Regions from separate parts of the Homo sapiens genome. Here region 2 is linked to region 1. Evidence: read pairs that join two places in POLR2A ChIA-PET (ENCODE). Cell type or tissue: Panc1. All regions are shown on one strand. Each heading gives the region's core, and the rest is flanking DNA. Links, peaks and the distances in the headings are about the cores only.

What was found. ChIA-PET counts read pairs that join two places held together with the same protein. Peaks named below come from ENCODE experiments on the same cell type or tissue, not always from the same donor. Only the 100,000 strongest peaks of a DNase experiment are listed, where the experiment ranks them.
Region 2: POLR2A ChIA-PET joins it to region 1 with 6 read pairs; 2 of 35 experiments call an interaction of 5 or more read pairs at or near these places.

Annotation. Positions count from the first base shown.
Region 1 is chr4:114,313,990-114,321,909 of GRCh38, forward strand. No RefSeq gene overlaps it. Among named protein-coding and RNA genes, the nearest start is that of UGT8, 280 kb to the right of the region's middle. In Panc1, for the core only: no CTCF peak of the experiment used is centred there; a DNase peak (open chromatin) is centred at 4,334; H3K27ac peaks cover 200 bases.
Region 2 is chr4:113,881,366-113,889,285 of GRCh38, forward strand. No RefSeq gene overlaps it. Among named protein-coding and RNA genes, the nearest start is that of ARSJ, 94 kb to the right of the region's middle. RefSeq lists an enhancer at 3,183-3,684. In Panc1, for the core only: no CTCF peak of the experiment used is centred there; no DNase peak of the experiment used is centred there.

The DNA.
Region 1 (7,920 bases), core at 2,029-6,028:
ATAAACAGAAGGCTAATGAAAGGGAATAGTAAAATCAGAAATAGACCATGTTCATATAAAAATTTAGTATATATTAAACATGGCAAAATGATGGAATTTTAATAAAAGATGTTGGGACAAATGATAATCAGTGGGAAAAAACCATAAAATTTAAAGCATACTTCACAAAATCCAAATAATAAACTCAAAATAAAAAATCAATTATTCTGTAGGTTACCTGTTTACTCTGTTTATTGTTTCTTTTTCTGTGCAGAAGCTCTTTAGTTTAATTAGGTCCCACTTGTCAATTTTTTGTTTTTATTGCAATTGCTTTTGAAGACTTAGTCATAAATTCTTTCCCAAGACTGGTATCCAGAAAGAATGGTGTTTCCTAGGTTTTCTTCTAGGATTCTTATGGTTTGAGGTCTTACATTTAAATATTTACTACATCTTGAGTTAATTTTTATATATGATGATAGATAGTGGTCCAGTTTTATTCTTCTGTATATGTCTAACCAGCTGTCCTAACACCATTTATTGAATAGAGAGTCCTTCTCCCATCACTTATTTTTGTTGACTTTGTTGAAGATGAGATGGTTGTAGGTGTGTGGCTTTATTTCTGGGTTCTCTATTCTGTTCCACTGGTTGATGTGTCGGTTTTTGTAGCAGTATCATGCTGTTTTGGTTACTGTAGCCTTATAATATAGTTTAAAGTTCTGGTAATGTGGTATCTCCAGCTTTGCTCTTTTTCCTTAGGATTGCTTTGGTAATTGGGGTCTATTTTGGTTCCATATGAATTTTAGAATAGTTTTTTTCTAGTTTGGTGAAAAATGACACTGGTAGTTTAACAAGAATTGCACTGAATCTGTAGATTGCTTTGGGCAGTATGGCCATTTCAACAATATTGATTATTCTGATCCCTGAGCTTGAAATATTTCTCCTTTTATTTATGTCACTTATGATTTATTTTAGCAGTGTTTTGTAGTTCTCCTTGTAGATATCTTTTACCTCCTTGGCTAGATGTATTCCAAGTATTTTATTTTTTATACAGTCAACCTACAGAATGAGAGAGAATATTTACAAACTACATAGCCAGAAAAGGTCTAATATTCAGAATCTATAAGAAACTTAAACAATTCATTATGCAGAAAACAAATAACTTCATTTAAAAGTACGCAAAAAAATGAACAAACACTTCTCAAAAGAAATCATACAAGCAGCCAACAAGCATATGAAAAAAGGCTCCACATCACTAATCATAAGAAAAATGCAAAGCAAAACTACCATGAGATGCCATCTCACACCTGTCAGAATGGCTACTACCAAAAAGTCAAAAAACAACAGATGCTGGTGAAGCTGCAGAGAAAAGGGAATGCTTATAACTGTTGGTGGGAATGTACCTTAGTTCAATCACTGTGGAAAGCAGTTTGAAGATTTCTCAAAGAACTTGAAACAGAACTACCATTCAACACAGCAGTCCTGCTGTTGGCTATATACTGAAATGAAAGTAAATCATTCCACCAAAAAGACACATACAGTAACATGTTCATTGCATCACCATTTATAATAGCAAAGACATGGAATGCAATCAAGATAGGCGCCCAGCAGTGGTGGACTGGATGAAGAACATGTGGTACAGGCCGGGAGCGGTGGCTCACGCCTGTAATCCCAGCACTTTGGGAGGCTGAGGCGGGCGGATCACGAGATTAGGAGATCGAGACCATCCTGGCTAACACAGTGAAACACCGTCTCTACTAAAAATACAAAAAATTAGCCGGGCATGGTGGCAGGCACCTGTAGTCCCAGCTACTAGGGAGGCTGAGGCAGGAGAATGGCGTGAACCTGGGAGGCACCACTGCACTCCAGCCTGGGCGATAGAGCGAGACTCTGTCTCAAAAAAAAAAAAAAAGAAAAAGAAAAAGAGCATGTGGTACATATACAGCATGGAATACTATGCAGCCATTAAAAAAATTAAAATGATATCTTTGCAGCAGCATGGATGCAGCTGGAGGCCATTATCCAGAACAAATTAACATGTGAACAGAAAACCACTTATAAGTGAAACATTCAGACAGCTAAACATTTACTACTCAGGAACATAAAGATGACAATAATGGACACTAGAGATTACTAGAGTGAAGAAGTAGGTGGGGCGGGGTTTGAAAAGCTAACTATTGGGTACTATGCTTAGTACGTTGGTGACAGTATCAATTTTATCCCTAACCCCAGCATCATGCAATATACCCAGGTAACAAACCTGTACATGAGCCCCCTGAATATAAAATAAATAAATAAGTAAACAAAAATAAATACAAAAACTAAGTGCAAAAAAAGAAAATCATAGAAGTACTAGAAGGAAACATGTAAATTCCTTTATATTCTCAAGATGGGAACATCTTTCTATTGTTCAAAATCAGAAACAAAAAAGAAATACAAGTTCAACTACCTTAAAAAATTTCTACATGCCAGAAAACAACTCAGCAACAAAAACAAACAAACTCAAAAGATAAATGATAAACTGGGAGGAAATACATGCAAAAAGCATCATAAAAGGGCTAATATTGTTAATAAATAGACAACATTTAAAAATTGGTGCTAAAAAGACTGAATAAAAACCCACTAGAAAAATGATTAAGGGCCTCACAGTTTACAGAAATGAAAAAGCTTAGCATATGTGTAATCTGATTTCCTAAGGAGAGGACCTAAAATATATATGAAACAAAAATGGCAAAATATTTTCTGACTTTAAAACATATTGTTAGTTCATAGATCAAAGAAACACAATAAAGTCCAAACAGGATAAATACAAAAAAAAAAAACACACAAAAACCCATCATGCAAATTTCTGAAAATTAGTGATTAGGAGAAAATCTAAAAGCAACCAGGAGGTGGGGGTGGAGGAGGGCACACATCACAGATTCATATTTTGATGTCCTGAACCCAGTACCTCAGAATGTGACTATATTTAGAGATAAGGCTTTTAAATAGGTAATTAAGGGTAACTGAGGTCACATAAGTGCACCCTAATTCAATCTGATTGCTGTCCTTATCAAAAGGGGAAATTTGGAAGCATAGAGAGCTATCATGGGAATGCACACACAGAGAAAAGGCTGGTGACAAGATGGCCAGCCATCTGCAAGTCCAGGAGAGAGCCCTTAAAAGAAACTACTTGCTGATACCTTAATATTGGAATTCTATTCTACAGAACTGTGAGAAAATAAATTTCTGTTGTTTGAGCCATCCAGTGTGAGGTATTTTGTTATGGTAGCTGTAGCAAACTAATGTACACATTAAGAACAGAGAAATAAAGAGTGACCCCAGAATGAGCTTTTTGTATCTATAATGTATAGAAAGGGATAATTCCAGGGCTGTGTTGCTATTAATAGCATAGGGCATTAGGAGAGTACAGAAGGAAATTGATATAAATTATTAGTGGACTTTTCATGCCGTATAGAAGAATATCGATAGTAACCTTGTAGCTATAACTTACCCAGCATTTTTTAAAGTTTGATCCTAAGAATTAGTTCTATAGAATGTTAATAAGTTTTCTTTGGAAAATAAGGGGCTTTAGAAAATTTTGTAATTTGCTATAAATCAAATACTTTTCTTGATTCAGGAAAATGCATCTACCAAACAGCGTAAGGTAATATGTGATGGCTTTTTCTAAATACTTTAAAAACAAAAATTTAATTCACTTATTTGGACACTGATAAATGTTCACTGATTATATCTGAAAACTGCAGAAAGGAAATGTATTTTTCCCCTAAGCACGTTTGTATGATGTTGATCTTAAAGATACTATGATCTCAAATTAAATATTTGAAATATCTTTTGTAACTCTTGATTGACTGTCTAAATCTTTGCTTAATTGAGATCATGGGTACAAAATATCAGCAAGACAAGATAGCATTTCTGATTTAATTAGATTTTCCTATTTGATTAAATTGGTTTTCAACTACATTTGAGAACAAGAGAAGACCAGTTCCAAGAAGATTTTGTACTTCCAGTCTGGCCTTTTAAGACATATCAAGGTTTTTCTGGTGTAAGTATTTTACTGATTATCTCATAAAATCATTTCATGACAAATTCACAGTACAGTGGTTTTATGGTAAATGGAGAAAACAGAATGCACATAAAAATTTCTTCTAAAATCAAATCCAACTGCCTGCTATTTAGTATCCACTATACCTTCATTATGATTAGGAAATGTCAGCTGTATTTCTATTTTCTTAAATTATTATTTGATGAAGTATTTTTAAAAAACTGTTAATTCTGAATTCCATGGATTTCGCTTTAGTTGTAGTTGTTTGCCAGTTCCTTTGAGTTCAACATGCTGCAAGTTCACTCTGGTTTTAATGAATCAGAAGACTCCCACCTGGCACAGACTATCATTTGTTTGTTCAAAGTGACCTTCATTTTCTTGGGAAAGCATATTGTACAGATGACATAGTTATTCTAGGTTTCCATGCTACTAGTTGTTAAAGGAAAAAAAAAACTCAGATTGGCATATTTACTTTTTGAAGCAGAGAAAATGTAAACAGTTTTATGAGATTTAGTTTCATAAGAGTTGCACTCACCATCTCAATTATTTAAATATGAATAAAAGTGAATTCCTTCAAGACTGGTACAAAGCCAATGCTTGATTTAATAAACAGATGTATGAACAGAATTCTTTATAAGGAAACTAAATAGCTGAGAGAGGAGAAGGACAGAGCTGACATAAACCAAAAAAGTCTCCATAAAATTACAGAACATTAGAACTTGCAGTTCTCATAGAAACAATCTTCAGATAAATGGATCAAAAACTAAAGAGTGTTAGTGATTTTCCAAAGATGGTACAAGTAGGAGATTCTGTGGGATTGTCTTTGAATGTGAATAATTAGTGTGCCAAAACTTTGCATTAACATTTCCTATAGCTTGTTCCTCAAGACTAAGTGTGGTAAATCTCTGCTAATGCCAATACCTGGCTTAACAAGACCATTTATTTAGAAACTGTCACCCTAGCCAAAAACTTGTTCTCTCCATGCAACAGCTGCCTTTTGAACAATTTTCTTCTGGTCACCGTTAGGATTTTTCATTTCATTTCATTTCATTTCATTTCATTTCATTTCATTTCATTTCTGTTCTTCTCCAGGCTCCCCAACATTCTGCTACTAAATTTCCATAATCCTCTTTCCTCCTTTGTAAAATGGGAAACAAAATCATAGAACTTTTATCCATGTAGCTGTTGTTAAAGCAAATTATGATCTTGTAAGCAAAGCATTTGTCATGTTATCTGAAACATAGTAAGTTTTCAGTGTGTTTGTTCTTAATTCTAAGGAGTGATATTATTGTAAAAAGCAAGTTAATTCTGTTAAAAGTCTCTCATTTAAAGTTTTTTTCCATTCTTGCATTTGAGGGAAGTAAGAAATAACAGGCGATCAAGCATGCAGAATCTTGTCATTTTGCTTTGTTATAACAGCATATTCCAGTCATAGACTGTCATATCTCACTATTTAATTGGACATGCATGAAAGGACAGAAAAGAGAGGAAAAATAACATTTTTGTGAATATTGTTCTTTTAGTGGCATTGCAGCATATAAAACATTAGAGTTACACATCTTATTTCAAATGTAAATATTTCTTGTCTACTACTTTCTGTTTGTTCTTTACTCTGGAAACACTATTAATGCGTGTGTAAAAATCTAGTTACCATGGTGATAAGTCTGGTTTTGCTCTTAGTTGTTACCTCTTTTCTTTTCTTTATAAATTTATCTCATAACATTTTTCTAAATTTCAAATTACAATTGTTTGGTAAAATAATTACTCTAAATAATAAAATAAAAATTTATATAATTTTAGGGCAAAATTATTTAGAGCTTTAAGAATTAATAGCATTATTATAAATGACTCTCATCCTCTTGATTTTATCTAATGTACTTGATTTTTGAAAAGATGAGACCAATATTCAAGGTTGTGTTTATTAATCTTTAATTGTAGTATAAATTCTGGCACTAGGTTAGGTCAATTCTACAATAGTCATTGTGGCCTATTCATTTGGTTATCATTTGTTTAAAAAAAAAATTGTAGGCCAGGCACAGCGGCTAACACTTGTAATTCCAGCACTTTGGGAAGCCAAGGTGGGAGGATTCCATGAGGCAAGGAGTTCAAGACCTGCCTGGGCAACAAAGTGAGACTCTGTCTCTACAGAACAATTTTTAAAATGCTTTTTAAAAAGAAATGATCCAGCACAATAAGAGGCTATCCCATACATTCCTTCCCTTCGCTAGGAAATTCTCAGCACCAGCAATGCCTGATGTACAGCTGAGTCCAATTAGCTTCACAAGTAGCATGTGACCACAGTCCAACTATAACAATGCAATGAATGATCAGTGACCAATCAGAACTTCTGTGAGAATTTGAAATTTGGCTTTCAAAGGATGTAGATTCACAAGTCATGCAAATTTTTGTCAGGAATGAAAGTTCTTTTTGTAGCAAGAAGTAGGCGACTTACTAAGAAAACAGAGTGAGAAATAATTTGACTCTAGAGGGATGGAAAAAGTAGTTGCCCTGATGGCTTCACAATTCATGACTTCAACAAGGCTCAATTCTGCTTTTCCCTCATATCCCTTCGAAACATTTCCTCTTTATTTGAATGGATTCCTGTTCCTTGTCACCAAAGAAACATCAATACTAATACTCTTGGTGATGCATTTACAAGGAGATCTAATGAAGCCCATGTATGCAGGATCATTTTAAAAAGACACTGTAGTTCTATTTTGTTGGCACATAGATCCAATTTAAGTTCAGTGGCTCAAATTACACTGTTTAATTGCTTGAAAATCAGCAGAATTTGGTGGTACTTTCTTAGAGATTAACTCTTGGAGTTGAGTAGTATCCTCAAGACTTGTCAAAATATTACCAATAAGGTATTGAGATACTTTCATAAGATAACAAAGTGGCTCTAATGATAATTTCCCATTCCCAGTTGGCTTACATATTAAATACCAAAAGATAATTCTGAACTCGTGCACTTCTATTGCTCACACAGTCTTTTAAACTGAAAGCAATGTCCAATTAAGGACATAAATGTTTAATAAAAGTTGAGATACATGTTTTTAATACTGAATTTAATAAAAATATGTCACATCTTTCATTACATGAAGATCCTCATTGCCTACAGAGTAAAATCTAGAGGTAACATAAATGCAGGCACAGGTAACATAAGTGGCATAAGTGAAATAAATGCGGTCTGGCATAAGTAACAAAAGTACAGCTTCAGCATACTTTTTTAGACTCAGCATCCCAACGCTGGCCACCCTCTAAGCTACAATCATGCAGAATCACTTGCTACTTGCACAAAACACCATGATTTGGACATTCTAATGCTATCAAAATAACATCCAAGCCAGTCTCAGTTCCTACTTTCTCAATCTCAAGTATGGAGCTTCACGGGGGACAGCATTTGGAAGTAAATTGCTGTATAAGGACATCAAATATTTGGGGAAATATGACAGCTGGTATTTGTTGTTTGGAAAAATGATCCAGCTATAGAGCAGGCTTATTTGGGACCTTAAAGTGAGTAAACAGGGATCACATCATGGCCAGAGATAAATATTTTCTTTTTCTTCTTCAGGGGCCCTGGAGGCAAGGAGAAGGAATTGTTCTTGCTAGCAACTGAGCAACTGGTTACGCTCACCACAAAAAAACATAAAAAAAAAAAATTTATTTAACATTTTTTCTTACACAAGCCTGCCAGAGCCAGAGAAATCTCAAACAGAGATTAAGTGTAAAAAGACGTTTGGCATCTGTATTGTTAGTTCCTGGAATGGGTATGTGGCATAAAATTGGAAATCTCAGAGTCTATAGCTTTTTATTTTATTTTCAGTGTTTATATGTGGGTTTCTTTTTCTTTTTCTCTTATTCCTTTCCTCTATTTTCTTAGTTGAATCTAAGAAAAT
Region 2 (7,920 bases), core at 1,487-5,486, 430 kb before region 1:
CTAACCAACCTCTTCATTCAGATGGGTGTAGAAATCATTGGTGAGCAGGGCTGGACCAGGATTCTTGTCTTGAATATGAGTCATGGAAGCAGGTTGTTCAACAGAAGAGCAAACTAAAAATAATCGTCTGGACACAGTGGCTCATGACTATAATCCCAGCACTATGAGAGGCCACAGTGGGAAGATAGCTTGAGGCCAGAAGCTCAAGACCAGCCTAGGAAACATAGTGAGATCCCGGTCTCTACAAAAAACAAAAAAGAAAAAAAAAATTAGCTGGGTGTAGTTACTTTTGGGAGGCTGAGGTAGGAGGATCACTTGAGTTTGAGAAGTCAAGGGCAACAGAGCAAGAAACTGTCAAAAAATAATAATAAAACCAAACAGAAATTAAAAATAATAAATTGAAAACAGACATTTAAAGAGATGAGTCTAAACAAACAAAAAACAGAAACAAAATATAATTTTAAGGTAAAATTTATTCTAAAAATAAAATATTAATTTTAAAATATGGAAAAAGCAACTAAGTTTAAAACAATAAAGTTTGAAAATATGTGCAATATAAAAAGCTAGATCTAAAAAGCAAAGTTATGAATGAGATTATTAAGACTAAAAGTAGTTTCTAAGAATGTACAAATAAAGTAAAATTGTTTTTATTAAAAATGTAGGAGTCACCATTTAAGTTAAAGAAAAATAAGAGTGAGGCAGAAAATCCAAAATATAAGAATAATGAAATTAGAATAAAACTTAGGAATAAATGTTATACAAGTTAATAATACATTTTAAGTCAATTTTGAGGTGCTGAACCATAGAAATCAATGTTTAGTAAAGTCAGAAAACTCAACCACAGTGTAGGTAGGCTACTGGGAGTCCTTAGTAAGGAAAGGTTTTGGTTTGAGGTGGCTTGAAGGTGCATTCTTCCTTAAAGGAGCAGAACTATGCAAATTCTTTAGCCCATGTCTTTAGTAAAGGCCCTCATTCTTGTCAAAATTTTCACAATTATAAGTAAAATTGTGATAAACACTTATATACCTACATCTTTGCACTTTTTTAAAGAGAAAAGTTCTGAAAGTTTAGTTGGCTAAAGTATATACTTTTTTTAAAAGATTTTTGATGCTATGTAATGCCAATTTGTCCTCCTGTGACTGGTAGTAATTTATATGTAAACCAACAGTTCATGAAACATCTATTTCACTCCCCCCTTGTATAAGGTTATTATGATACCATTTTCATTACTGCTGATAATTGAAAAATATCTTATTTCAAATTGTGTTTCTTTTTGATTGGTATTGAGATTGAACCAACACTCATTAAAGAAGTATTTGTTTATTCTGAACTCTTCCTCTTTTCTCTGTTTATCTTCATATAAACAGACGAGAATAATTCTCACAAGGCAGATAACTTAACTGGCAAATGACTTTGGTGTAGTCATTATATACAAAACATGTTTGTCCATATCTCTTTTGTTAAGCAGGCATTTCCCAAGCTTCCTGATTACCAGCTAGGTCTCAAACCTGGCTTGATTCCTAAGAAAATGGAAATATGATGAATTGATGGTAGTTATTTAAATTCCCAAGTTTATTTGGTGACATAAAACATGCTAAGATGACTCATGAACTTCCAGTTTAACTAAAATTAAAATGAAACAATAAGTTAAACTCAAACTGTTCTGCTGAATAATCAAAAGTAGATGTCAGCTGGGTGCAGTGGCTCACACCTGTGATTCTAGCACTTTGGGAGGCCAAGGTGGGAGAACTGCTTGAGCCCAGGAGTTTGAGACCAGTGTGGGGAACATAGAGAGACCTTGTCTCTACAAAAAATATTTTAAAAATTAGCTGGGCATGGTGGTGTGTGTCTGTGGTCCCAGGTACTCAGGATGCTGAGGTGGGAGGATTGCTTGAGCTTAGAAGGTCGAGGCTTGCAGTGACCCGTGATTGTACCACCCTGCATGGGTGACAAAGTGAGACTTTGTCTTAAAAAAAAAAAAGTCTACATACCAATGGCTGGTTTAGGATTATTGAATTATCTAATTATTTTGTTTCTTTTTGCGTATCAGATCTCAAAAATGAAAGCAAAGTGATACGAAATTAATATATTTTAATTGTAACATTCTATCCAATTCAAATTTTATTTTCTGATACAATTTATGGACTACACATTTATGCTCTTGTCTAATGCATAGTTAAGTCTTCTTTGGTTGGCCTTTAAAATGTTTTTCCACTGTCCATTTAGAGGATATTGCATATTCTGAAGATAGGGTCAATGGCTTCTATCCTCTAAATCAGTGAACTAGAAAATAACGTCTGTACATTAAGAAATATTCACATCCTCACAAAAATAGTTTAAATCGTGAAAAGGGAAGACTGACATTCTCACATTTTAAAATTAGATTTCAGATTATAACAGGAAAGGTTTAAAATTTCTTAGAAAACATAAAAATTACAAAGTATATGGTAAAAAATCTTAAGTAATTTTTACTTTAATGGCAATTGTTCAAAATGTAGAGAACTGTCTGAAAGCTAGAAAATCCAAGATTGACATTTCATTAGATACTATTTTAGGATTGTTTTTCTTGGTTTTAATAGAGTTCATTGAGAATGATTTTTCAACAAGCAAAGAGACATTAAACATGTAAATGTAAGACTTTTATTTTAGGAAAATGGTTGACTAGCTGAGTAGGTAAACCCATCCCAGCATGGAATCTCTGCAGTAATAGATTAAAAGTGAAAATCTTTTGAAAAGTCATGGTAAAGATGATAAATTAAGAAAAACCATCAGAGGGCAGAACTGATAAGAAAACACAAATCCAAAATAGATGAGGTTGAAGTCAGTGTTTGCTGTTTACCTGAACAGCATCTGCCAGTAGTTGGTAACCTTGAGCCTGAATTATAATGTTGCCTGCATGCATGGAGGCTGGAAAGAAAGTACTAATAGTATGAACTTGAGTTTCATAGAAGGCTGGATCGGAGATAACCTCAAAAATCTGAGACTGCTCTTCCCAGACAGCAACACCCTCAGTGACTGAACTTGAGGGAAAACACCCTTGCGGAGGAAATGTTAATACTTGTCTGTCTTCTTGCAATATTAATTATGCATTTTTATATTTTATCATGCTTTGACATCTTGGGGTCTTGCTGATCTTGGAGAGACTGTCCCTTCCAAGGATAGCTAATTGCTAGAGATAGCGAACAACTTGCCTATGAGCATACCTTTCATATGCAAGCCAAACAATCCTGTCTCTACCTTCAGCCACCTCCTTTATTAACTCTCACACACCATACCAATATTCTCCCTGCTCTAAATCACCAACCAGGTACTAGGTAACTAGAGACCACCACTATAGCCCAAGGCCTGCTGAAATTTTAAAAACAATTTCAATCTTGTACTTGCTCAGCTTGCCTACTCCCTTTGTTCCTGAAAACAAAGAAAGAAAGAAAGAACACAATCACGGCTTTTGTCCATGTTTCCCTTTGTCCCTTCTGTCCCCTAATTGACCCTGGTGCTTCCCCAAGTGGCTTTGCATGGTGTGGCATGCCCTATCCTCTGGGGGACTGTGAGCAATAAACTCTTCTTTCAAGGCAGTTATCTCCATGTCTGTCATTTTATCATACCTGATTAAAACAAATCCCAGGTACATATTAAAACATCTTGGCTTTGGGTAGAACAGAATGTAAAATTAAAAACAAATACAAGAACAATGAAAATCCTTTAAACTCCTAACCAGAAGCCCTTACATACATAGGTATGAGGCAAGAATCACATTGCCATGTGACTTCAAAACCCAAGTCAATAATTAAGTTAAAGTGATTCTGGATTGGTGATGGCCCCATGAGCTTGGCAAAAGGAGACAAATCTGCTATGGGGGAAAGAACTTAAACAATTTCCAGGCAATTTTTAGAGTTCCAGTGAGTATCATCTCACAACAAAATACCATTAAAAACATGAAGAAATAAGTCATAAACAAAGTTAGCAGAAATCAAATCAAATTAAATTCTCCTTTCCTCAGGGCCCAGTGGCTTGGAACTTCTGCTTATGGTGGAGGTAGAGAAAACAATTTCTCACAACCTTGTTCCTTTTCCAGGACTTAGTTCTCTGGTGCTGGGAGTGGGGGGAAGGAAGAAGGGTCAAAAAGCCGTTTCCATATGCAACTGCCCATAGTTGATTAGCTGATGTTTATTTTGTTCGTTGAAATCGCTCTTCCATTACTTAAGCAAACCCACCATGAGGTAGATTACTTATCCTTTTCTGTTTTTTGCAGCCACACTTCTATGGTAGGCATTCAACTGCTGGTTTTCTAAAGGGTAGATGTTTGTTGGTTCTGTGAAGGGTTCTAAGGAAGCCTTACCCTTTATAGTTCCCTAGCTTGGGAGAGTCAGCTGAGGCTTAACCACTTAACCTGCTCATTTCTGCTGTGGGAGGGGCATTCTATTACTTCGTGTTGAGAATTTTCTCTTCTAGTAGCTCTCTTGAAGTGAATTAATTTATCTTATTGACAAACTAATTTCTTTTTTTTTTTTTTTTTTTTTAGACGGAGTCTCGCTCTGTCACCCAGGCTGTAGTGCAGTGGCAGTGGTGTGATTTCGGCTCACTGCAACCTCCACTTCCCAGGTTCAAGCAATTCTCTGCCTCAGCCTCCTGAGTAACTGGGATTACAGGTGCCTGCCACCAGGCCCAGCTAATTTTTTTTGTATTTTTAGTAGAGACGAGGTTTCACCATCTTGGCCAGGCTGGTCTTGAACTCCTGACCTCATGATCCACTCGCCTCGGCCCCCGCAAAAGTGCTGGGATTACAGGCGTGTGCCACCGTGCCTGGCCTGATAAATTAATTTCTAACCAGCACCTAAGGTGATTGTCAGAAATATCTGTATCCTTGCCATACAACAGAACAGGCATACAGGTTACCTCCCCACCTTCTCCTTGCTGTTTTCTCTCCTCGACATCTTTCTTGACTTTCTTTTCTCTCATCAGCAGCTGTAAGTCTAGGGCACCCGATATCCTGCTGGCTCAGTAGTTAGGAAATTTCACACAAGGGATGATCAGCAGTCACAACTTAGTGAAAGGGGTAATGGTTTTAGCAACCTCCATCTTGTAGGATGACAGAGAATATACTGGATGCTTCTCACCAATGGGAGGAGTAAGAGAAGCTGCTCCACAAATTCTCATTCCCGTCAATAACGACTTCTAGCCTGCCTTCATTTTATACAGTCCAGAGGAAGTCAGGAAGTAAAGGGTTGGAATGATGAAGAGCTCCAACTGTGCTGAAATAGTGCCCCTTAGCAAGCCTCTCTTGAATGTGATTGAGCCCACAGCCGGTAGTTTTCTGACTTTAGAATTTGGCATTACTTGACATTACACTGTGGATTCTTTCATCAATTCTGGGAAAATAAGAAAATGCATTTGCATTATTTGGCTTTAGACTGTGGATTCTAGGCATTAATTCTGGGACAATAAGAAAGTTTTCTACCAGTATTCTACAACAGTGCTATAGTAACATAACTTATCATCAAAGAACAAAAATTGTCATTCGCATAAATATTAGCATATAAGTAACATCATTGAATTATCTGTACCATATTAAAACTAACGTTTGTAATGACAATTTAAGTTTTAAAATATGGAAAACTGGTTGTTGGAAATAGTATAAAAATATAAATAATATCAGAAATGAACCATAAAGGTAAGGCTTGTGCAGTTAAATATAGGTGTATTAGTCTGTTCTCATTCTGCTAATAAAGACATACCCAAGACTGGGTAATTTATGAAGGAAGGAGATTTAATTGACTCACAGTTCCACATGGCTGAGGAAGCCTCACAATTATGGCAAAAGGAAAACAAGATACAACTTACATGGCAGCAGGCAAGGGAGCTTGTGCAGGTAAACTCTCCATTATAAAACCGTCAAATCTCGTGAGACTTATTCACTACCACGAGAACAGTATGGAGGAAACTGCCCTCATGATTCAATTATCTCCACCTGGCCCTGACCTTGACCCATGAGAATTATTACAATTCAAGGTGAGATTTGGGTGGGAACACAGCCAAATCCTATCAATGGGTAAGATCATTATTCTAGTTGCACAATTGTTCTGAATGAGTTGTGAAGAGAGCCATTCAAACTGAGAGATTCTGGGGTGTTAATTTCCTTTATGAATTCAATTTTATGCTTCTGAGATGTATCCTATTCTACACTACTTTGAACTTAGAGGGAAAAATCTTTTTAAATTTTCATTTCTAGTGTCTCTGTTTCTTAACCAGTTTAGTATAATAATAATATAAATTTTGGGTAGCTATGCAAAGTATTGTAATCCAGTCTTTCTATATATTAGTATAAGAAAACGGCAAGCTACTTCCACATAGAATATTGATCCAAAAGTATAATTAAGTAAAAAATCAATTTAAGGTCTCCTTCTCATCTGATGGCCAAAGTTTAGTAAGATTTGTTTTTACTTAATGTTTATTTATTCATGAGTTCTTACTGATTTCATACTAATAGTTAATTTCAGACTTTTGTCTTTTAAGATTGATGTATACATGAACTACTCAAATTCATGTCAAGTCCAGTATCTTTCAAAACCATTATATTTCTTTAGAAAACAGAAAGAAATTGAGAAATTCTAATTTAAAATTATGACAGGAGCCTTATCCATTGACAAAATTCTCGATTATTGAAAAGCAAAGAGTAGTTAGAACAAAGTGAAGATTGATGTAATGCTCAGTATATATCTATGAATGAATTTATTAAACCTGTAGTTGATGTAATTGGGAGAAACAATAGCTCTTGAAAACACAGCTAAGGTTTATGTATGACTCTTGCCTGGTGCAACAACTTAACAAGCTCTCTGGGGAGGGTTTATCACAAGTATCTGTATCATATATATTGCTTCCAGCTGGATTAGCAATAGTTGGTCTGTTCCTGAAGTTTCCAGATGAAGTTAAAACAAAGGGCAATACTTTTCACAGTTCCACAAAGCCACACCCTGAAAAAGAGAAATCATTTTTAAAAGTTTTATTTTATGGAAGAAATGTATCTTCAAGATACATTCCTAGAGCTTCATTTTGAAAATACCTGTTACCTTATGTATTATTCAAAAGCAAACATTCGTGAAACTCTTTTCAAATTACTTTGACCTTTTACTTTTCCACTGGCTATTTGGCCAGATAATTGATGTGACAGAGGCTTAGATTTTAACCGTTGTGTGGTGATAAAAACACAATGGTTGATTTATCTTTGTGGTGGGATATTACTTATGACCACAGAATTTTAGATTGTCACCTGAGATCTTGGTTCCCTAAATTAGTAATTTTGCATTTTTTTCTAAAGTAATTAACTGATTAAAATGCATAGGACCTCTTTCCCAACCCACCTATTTAAAAACCCTATCATTCATGGAAAGAAACAAATCTTAATTTAAGTTCCTCAAGTTGCATTCTTCAGGTTTGAATATATAAAAGAAGAATGCAGAATTCTTTTTTGGCAAACACTATTGTTAACTGATTTCCTATTCTTCTTTTCCAGAAAACTCTAGTGGACGTATATGATTCATTTCAATAGGCTAAAAAACATTACTGTCATAAAAGTTCACTTTTGTTCATTTTTTATCATTTTGGAAAAGCTAAAATATTGTACATCATTATGTTATTTGTGAACATACTTTCCTATTCCAATGTTCAACATGCTTTAATGATTCAAGCAGACACTTCTTGGGTCATCTGGTGTCCCTCTTCCTGCCACCTATAGTCTTGGAAGGGTTTAATGTATAAGCTAATGTCAATATCATGGTTTCTCATATTCTTTATTCCTAAAAACCTGGGCTTTTTGAAGTATAGCTGATTCAATGTTTTAAGATCAGATAAATAAGAATGGGCTTTAAATATCTTGATGTTTTCAAAAACAAGAATACTTTCAGCAGTATCAGAGGTGATATG